Regions from separate parts of the Mus musculus genome. Here region 1 is linked to region 2. A link is a contact called in ENCODE Hi-C or POLR2A ChIA-PET data. All regions are on one chromosome and are shown on one strand. The core of a region is the stretch at or near the end of the contact, and the rest is flanking DNA. Distances in the headings are between cores, read along the strand shown. Region 1 holds the start of H2ac15 (H2A clustered histone 15). Region 2 holds the start of H1f4 (H1.4 linker histone, cluster member).

Evidence for each region. Hi-C counts contacts between places; a loop is a spot of excess contacts on that map. ChIA-PET counts read pairs that join two places held with the same protein, here RNA polymerase II (POLR2A).
Region 1: a loop to region 2 is called in a map of left cerebral cortex, with 10 times the contacts of the local background. The contact joins the promoter of H2ac15 here to the promoter of H1f4 in region 2. A Hi-C loop is called at or near these places in 1 of 37 maps with a recorded cell type or tissue (left cerebral cortex). POLR2A ChIA-PET finds 5 or more read pairs at or near these places in 1 of 5 experiments (Patski).

Annotation. Positions count from the first base shown.
Region 1 is chr13:21,752,396-21,756,045 of GRCm38, forward strand. H2ac15 (H2A clustered histone 15) reads right to left here and starts at 1,517. Exons shown (of 1, transcript NM_178183.2): 1 at 982-1,517. The coding sequence starts at 1,432. The coding sequence ends at 1,040. H2bc15 (H2B clustered histone 15) reads left to right here and starts at 1,681. Exons shown (of 1, transcript NM_178201.3): 1 at 1,681-2,158. The coding sequence starts at 1,728. The coding sequence ends at 2,108.
Region 2 is chr13:23,619,977-23,623,861 of GRCm38, forward strand. H1f4 (H1.4 linker histone, cluster member) reads right to left here and starts at 2,582. Exons shown (of 1, transcript NM_015787.4): 1 at 1,801-2,582. The coding sequence starts at 2,521. The coding sequence ends at 1,862. H2bc6 (H2B clustered histone 6) reads right to left here and starts at 1,118. Exons shown (of 2, transcript NM_001177653.1): 1 at 940-1,118.

The sequences.
Region 1 (3,650 bases), core at 267-2,766, 1.9 Mb before region 2:
ATAAGGTTTTTGATTGTTGGTGGATCCTGGCTTCCATCAAGCTCCACATGTCCAAGAATGATGTGTGTTTGGTTCAGTCCGTGTGTGTAAGTGGAGTTTGGCACAGGATATAACAGGCAGTGGGTACTCGACCTGTGAGATGACAGGGAGACTGAGACCTGCAATTCTAGCTTCTCTCTGCCGCAACCCTAAACCTGATGTTAGCTAGGAATTAAACTAGAGAACTCTTACAGGATCAGCAATCATCCTTGACCACTTGGCCACTCCTCCAGCCCCCTAAATGACTTTTTCATGGTAACTGCTGTCCATATATACTCCAAATTGTTTTCAGATAACATAACTCTAGTAATAGATTTACTACATCAATCTTCAACCTTCCTTTCTAGAGTTCCTTTTCTGCTAATTTCTTCTACTGACTCAGAATAAATAGAAATATACTGAATTGTATATCTTCGGCATTTCTTCGGCAAGTCTGTTGGCAGCAGAGGGTTTTTTTGTTTGTTTGTTTTTAACATTTTCTTTAACCTCAGCCTCCTTAAAAGTTTGTGCAACCACGGTAACCTTTATCTTGCATGTAAGTTATAAGGTGTTTACAAAAAAAAAAAATCTTCTGCAATGTAACAGAAAAGGTTGAAAGGGGGTATAAAGCTGAACAGATTCCCAAATTTTATAAAAACGACAGACGTCATCCTGTAAATGCTGAGGGAACTAAGTAGTCCCTAAGCTGTAACTTGCTCTTCCTCCTAGAATGCACTACAGGAAGATACAAGCAAACTTCGTGGCCTGAAACATTAAAACGTAGTAATAGCTACTAGTATTTATAGGTCAGTAAATTAAATTTCACACTGGCTTGTATAAATAGGTTGGATGCAACAATTCTAAAGGCATTAATAAAACTAGGGTTAGGTTCACATTATCTCAGTGTTGCACTCATTAGCCCAATAATGATCCAAAGTAGCACAACTCCTCCAAGTGTTTTTGTAGGTGGCTCTGAAAAGAGCCTTTGGTGGTTGGAAAGGGTTGCTTTCTATCAAGGGCCTCACTTCCCCTTGGCCTTGTGGTGGGTCTCGGTCTTCTTGGGCAGCAGCACGGCCTGGATGTTGGGCAGGACGCCGCCCTGCGCGATGGTCACGCGGCCCAGCAGCTTGTTGAGCTCCTCGTCGTTGCGGATGGCCAGCTGCAGGTGGCGCGGGATAATGCGCGTCTTCTTGTTGTCGCGGGCCGCGTTGCCCGCCAGCTCCAGGATCTCGGCCGTCAGGTACTCTAGCACGGCTGCCAGGTACACCGGGGCGCCGGCGCCCACGCGCTCCGAGTAGTTGCCTTTGCGGAGCAGCCGGTGCACGCGGCCCACGGGGAACTGCAGGCCGGCCCGGGAGGAGCGGGTCTTGGCCTTGGCGCGAGCCTTGCCACCCTGCTTGCCTCTTCCTGACATGGTAGAACCTAGAATATAAGCCTGCTCAGTAAGTGGTTTGAAGGCAAAGCTGACAGTATTTATAGTCAATGCAGGGCATGAAAAAGTAGGAATTTCATTGGTTACATAGAAGCATTGCACCTAGACCAATAACAGAGTTGCATTGAAAAGCCCTTGCTATGATTGGGTATTTGGTGGATGACGACTGCTAATTCGCGATAGCTATAGCCACAAGTTTGTTTAAAAGGCAGCCTGTGCAGACACACTTTACATTTCTTTTCTTTCTGTATCTTTAGGCTTTTGGTCAGTTCCTACCATGCCTGAACCCGCTAAGTCCGCTCCCGCCCCGAAGAAGGGGTCCAAGAAGGCCGTCACCAAGGCCCAGAAGAAGGACGGCAAGAAGCGCAAGCGCAGCCGCAAGGAGAGCTACTCGGTGTACGTGTACAAGGTGCTGAAGCAAGTGCACCCCGACACCGGCATCTCCTCCAAGGCCATGGGCATCATGAACTCGTTCGTGAACGACATCTTCGAGCGCATCGCGAGCGAGGCGTCCCGCCTGGCGCATTACAACAAGCGCTCGACCATCACATCCCGGGAGATCCAGACGGCCGTGCGCCTGCTGCTGCCCGGGGAGCTGGCCAAGCACGCCGTGTCGGAGGGCACCAAGGCTGTCACCAAGTACACCAGCTCCAAGTGAGTTCCTTTAACTCACACTCCTAACCCAAAGGCTCTTTTCAGAGCCACCCACACTTTCAACTAAAAAAGGCTGTTGCCCTGTATTCACTTTGGGGTTCCTCTAACTCACTCCTGAAACAAAGGCTCTTTTTAGAGCCACTCACTTTATTGGAAGGATGTGCACTTTGTGAGATAATTGCTTAGAAATCTAAAGACTTATGGAAGGTGTCAATTCCAGAGGTTCATGACTAGAAAGTTCCCTTCCACACTATAAACTTAACTGGTCTTAACCTATACATATAGCACCTATTCCTACCCTCTTGAATACAGTGTTGTAAGCCGTCTTTCTTTTTTCCCTCCTCTTTGCATTAATTTAACAGAAGTAAAACATACACTCATCTTGTCCTTATCAGTTAGTGGCTTCATTAGCCAATTACTGTGCTGCGCGGGCAATTTCAAATTTAAGCGCCAGAGATAGTGGCGTTTGTTTCTCCACCATTCTTGGGGTGCTTCCCTTATCCACTGTTTCTGATGCTTGGAACAAATTTAAAAGGAAAAGTCAGGCCTTTGCCTGCTGTTTCCTTATTCTCACCTTAATGGGATTTTCAGTTTAAATATTGCAATAGATTAGTTGAAACATTTTTAAATCTTTCTGGAATCTACACGAAATCGCTCCAGTTCTTTTGGTGGTACATTTTTATATGATTAGTGTATTCTAGTGACTCCCAGCTCATAAGCAACAGTTTTGAATTTTTTGTTTGTTTGTTTAGGGGACATGGCATTCTTTCAGACAAACTAGTAGAAATAGATACATGTTTCTTCATTTTTTTAAATGAATTAATCGAGATAAATTAACAATACATGTCATATACAGAAGAAAACAGCTGAAATAAATTTCAGGCATGTTTTAGGAGGTTCACATACAATAGCACTTCATAAAATCAAAACCAAATTAGTTTTGAAGTTCATATAAAAGTGTGTGATTACCAACTAATAATATTGATAAGTGAAAATAAAAAATATTACACAGAGACTATTTGAGCGATAAAGGTCGGCTCAGATGTCTGGGAAGCACAGAGCCTCTGAAAACTTTTTGGGAACAGAAATTTGCTCTTGCATGTTTGACATAATTTGCTTTACATTTCGGTGTGTGTTTCCTATGTCATCTTGGTTGTCACATACTATATATATGATAGTATAGATACAATAGAGAGGGAAAGAACCTGTGTAAAAATTCTAAACTTCATTACATTTTTCATAAAGAAAAATTTATGAAAACCTTGTTTCTCTAAGTATTTGTATTTTCTTTTACTATGAAGAGGGATAGAGGCCAATAACAAGGCTCATGGGTTTAGATTTGGGCTAAAATTATGTGTGAAAGATCAGGGCTAAGAAGAGGAAAGGACTCATCTTATGTGGGAAGCAGAGTACAAAGGCTTTATTCTTAACCATAAACTGTTACAGCTCTGGTTACAAACTAAACAGTGTATAATGCACCAAACTATAATGTTTGGATTTTTTTTTCGTACTATACAAAGAATACTTTTTTTTTGTCAAGGAAATA
Region 2 (3,885 bases), core at 1,332-3,831:
TTCCTTCTGCCAGAGCATAATCTCTGCCAGTGGCAAATCCAGTCACATTGAAATTGGCCTGCTTGCAAAGCAAGCATCTACAAACAACCACATTTCTGTGGGAACTCTTGTCTTAAACCCTTTTTCTATAAGACACATACCTTATAAAAAGAAAAGGTTGTGGGTTGGAATGAAGAAGAAAGCAAAAGCTCCAATTGAAACGAAATTGTTTGAGAGTGCTCATTTGTGCTCAAGGAGAGCAATCTCGGGATGCTAAGGTCGGTTCAGTCTCTAGAAGAGGAACTTGGATACGTAAGCGCACAGATAAAGAGCTGCATGCTTAAAACATCTTTAGTTAATTTTAGTACCTATAATTGATAGCAAATTAACTATTCTGAACTTGTATGCCATGTGGATGTATGTGCCAGTGAGTGTGTGGTTCCCTGAAACCATTACGATCACCCTCATTTCCAGGGCACCACCGAGTTCACATAAACACAAGTTTGAAGCATGAGAACCCTGGCAGGCATGGTAGTACACGGGAATAAATTTCACTTGGGAAGGATTGAAAATTCCGGGCTAACTTGGCCTATACTTCTTGATCACATGTCCAACAGATTGAGAAAAAACAAACAAACAAACAAACAAACAAACAAAAACCAAAAAACCGCATAGTTTTAAGTTTAAGGATACTTGAAACAACAACAACTCATTTGTTGAAAGAATGCCTGGCTCTTTAAAGTCCTTGAAATCATTCGTGCAAATGCGCACTTGGTTTGTTTTCTTGGTAACAGGCTTGGTGCTCTGCCAGCTTCCTGGGCAATGCAGGAGAATGGCAGTCTGGATCAACTGAGATATGACGGTTACTCGCTTTTTGTAATGCGGCACGATGCAGGCAATGTGCTTTAAAATGTAATTGATGCCCATGGCCTTGGATAAGATGCTCATGTTGGGGCTCACCTGCTTCAGCACGTTGTACACTTGCTAGAAGCTCTCCTTTCAGTAGCGTTTGCGCTCCTTGTCCTTCTGTTTGTTGATGGCAGCTTCTAAGAATCCTTCTGTGGGGCAGGCTCGGACTTCGCCAGCTCAGGGATTGTGTAAAATTTAACTCCCTCCCTTGGGCACACTAAACATTTGGTAAAATACCTACTCCGTCACCAGTTAACACCACATTCATTTACATTACGCAGTATTCAAATGAGGTTAATAAGATTTCTTTCAGGATTGGGTTAGTTTTAGTGTTTCGTCACGAACAGGAACGTAAACGACACTTGAAGGTCTACTGTCTCATTGGCTGTCTTGTCACTTCGCTTTCACCAATCGGGACGTACGAATTAAACTGCACAAATCTGCTATAGCTAACCTATTTAAGCACGATCGCTATCAAACATGGGGGAACACAGAAAAAAAAGTACTCTAGTTGGGTTTGTATGCTTGATTTCAGCAGTCAGAACTGAGATGAGATGCGGGTGGGGTTGTCAGGACATCGATCCTGCTCTTTACGCACTGAATCGCTCAATGCTTAAGATTCTATCTCTAAATCATTCTGCTATCTCCCTTAAAAGTTATCGACGTGGCAGCCGGGAGTAAACTACTTCATTCCCATGGTCTCTAAGGGTCACTTGTGGGATATGAACTTACCCACCACCACCACACATACAGGAGATTATGTACAGACCTTCAGATAGCTAAGCTAGAGTTAACACCATTGCGCACACCCACATATCCCCAGCCTCCTCTGCTAAGCTCAGCCCACTAAGGTTTGTTCCCACCCTAACCACACCCCCTGTGAATGTGCAACAGCTCTTTTACTGAGAGTTGTGGGTGGCTCTGAAAAGAGCCTTTGGGTTGTTGGGCTTCTAAGCAGTTGGCCAAAGAAAATTTACTTTTTCTTGGCTGCGGTTTTCTTTGGCTTAGCTGCCTTAGGCTTGGAGGTTTTTGGTTTGGCCGCTTTAGGCTTTACCGTTTTCGCCTTGGCAGGGCTCTTGGGCGCCTTCTTAGCCTTAGTTGCCTTTGCCTTCTTCGGGCTCTTAGCTTTTTTGGCTCCTGCAGCTGCAGCTGGCTTCTTCGCTTTCTTTGGAGTCTTCTTGGTGCTCTTCTTGGCGGTGGCTGTCCCCGCAGCCTTCTTGGGCTTCTTGGCTGCGCCCGCAGGCTTCTTCGCCTTGGCCGCGCCTGCCCTTTTTGCTTTGGGCTTAGCCTCACCGGAAGCCGCCTTCTTGTTGAGTTTGAAGGAGCCGGAGGCGCCGGTGCCCTTGGTCTGCACCAGGGTACCCTTGCTCACCAGGCTCTTCAGGCCGAGCTTGATGCGGCTGTTGTTCTTCTCCACATCGTACCCCGCGGCCGCCAGCGCCTTCTTGAGCGCAGCCAGGGACACGCCGCTGCGCTCCTTGGAGGCGGCCACAGCCTTGGTGATGAGTTCGGACACCGGGGGTCCGGAGGTTTTGCGCTTCGCGCCACCTGCGGCCTTGCGGGCCTTCTTCTTGACGGGTGTCTTCTCGGCGGGGGCCGGTGCGGCGGGCGCAGCAGGCGCGGTCTCGGACATGGCGAAGCGTGTGAGGAGAGAGAACTCGAGCCGGAAGCAGAGGGACTGGCCAGGACTCGGGCCGCGGCGCTGCGCCCGCCCGTTTATATAGGGCGGAGCTGCGCCGTGATTGGTGCGCTGTCCAGCCCGCCTCGCTGGCAGCCGCGGAGTGTCCTCTCAGATGCGGAGTTGTGTTTGTTACACCTCAAAAAAAGCCAAAAATGTCAAAATTCCCTACATCGAATTGCCCGATTTTTAAAAAATAATGTTCCCCGAAGTCTCGGGCTTCATGCACATCTCAAAAAGTGAGCAAAGCATTAAGCCTTCTGCCAAAAACTTGCAATATTTCCTGCGGTGTTCAGCAAATTTCAACTCAGAGAAACAAAACTTTCTATTTTCTTCGTAAATTATAAACTGATCTTGGACTGTACAGTTTTCTGACCCATCAAAGACGATTCTCCAAGTGGTTAGCTTCTTGTGTAGCCCAAAACCTTGCCTTTGGCATTATGATTTTTATTACAAATCTGCACTTAAGTGAAGGAAGTAACACAGGCTCCTCCGAGAGTCCTGCCTATTGAGCAGAGGGCATTTGAGTTCATCAAACTGGTTTAGTTCAATGCTTAACAGATTATTTACCATTTTGAGTTAAATTCTTCTCTCATAGGCCATGAGTCTATATATCTATGGTTTTATTTCTGCCGCTTCTCCTAAGTTTTAAAATAATTTCTTAGTATAATTCTTTTCTTTCTGTTCCCATGGGTTGGGGGCGGGGCTGTTGCTTTTCTATTTCTCTGGACAAACTACTCCTTTGGGTTGAGGTACCTCAAATTCAGAGTACTGGGGTCGGGGGAGAGTACAAAACATACTTATGGTGCAGACATAAAAATGACTAATTTCCAAGAAACATATAAATGCTGTTTTCAACGTCTTTGGAAATGAAGGTGGGATTTACTTTGAGGAATTTCTCTTGGGTCTTGCATAGTTCTTCTGACATGTTTTAGGACTAAATTGTAATGTGGTATATTAAAACTAGATAACTGAGCCATTGATCAAGAGAAACACACATGAGAAATATAGCTCAGAACATCTCTACTGCCTTCGTTACAGAATCCTAGCCCCGTTACTGAACAGCTGTTCTCCATATATGGCTACTCCTTATGGAAACATGGGAATAATGTTTCGTGGATCTCCTCAGGGTAAATGAGGGGTTAAGATTTAATCTTAGAATCATATTTGAGAAGACATTCAAACAGATTCAAAGACATGCCTTGAAGGTGTTAAATGGGTTGTTTTATTTATGTAGCTGTTCAACCAAGGTAACGACTAGGAGATCAATGATAATCCAGTGTCAGTAATTATTTCTGGGATGTTTGGTTGGAATTATA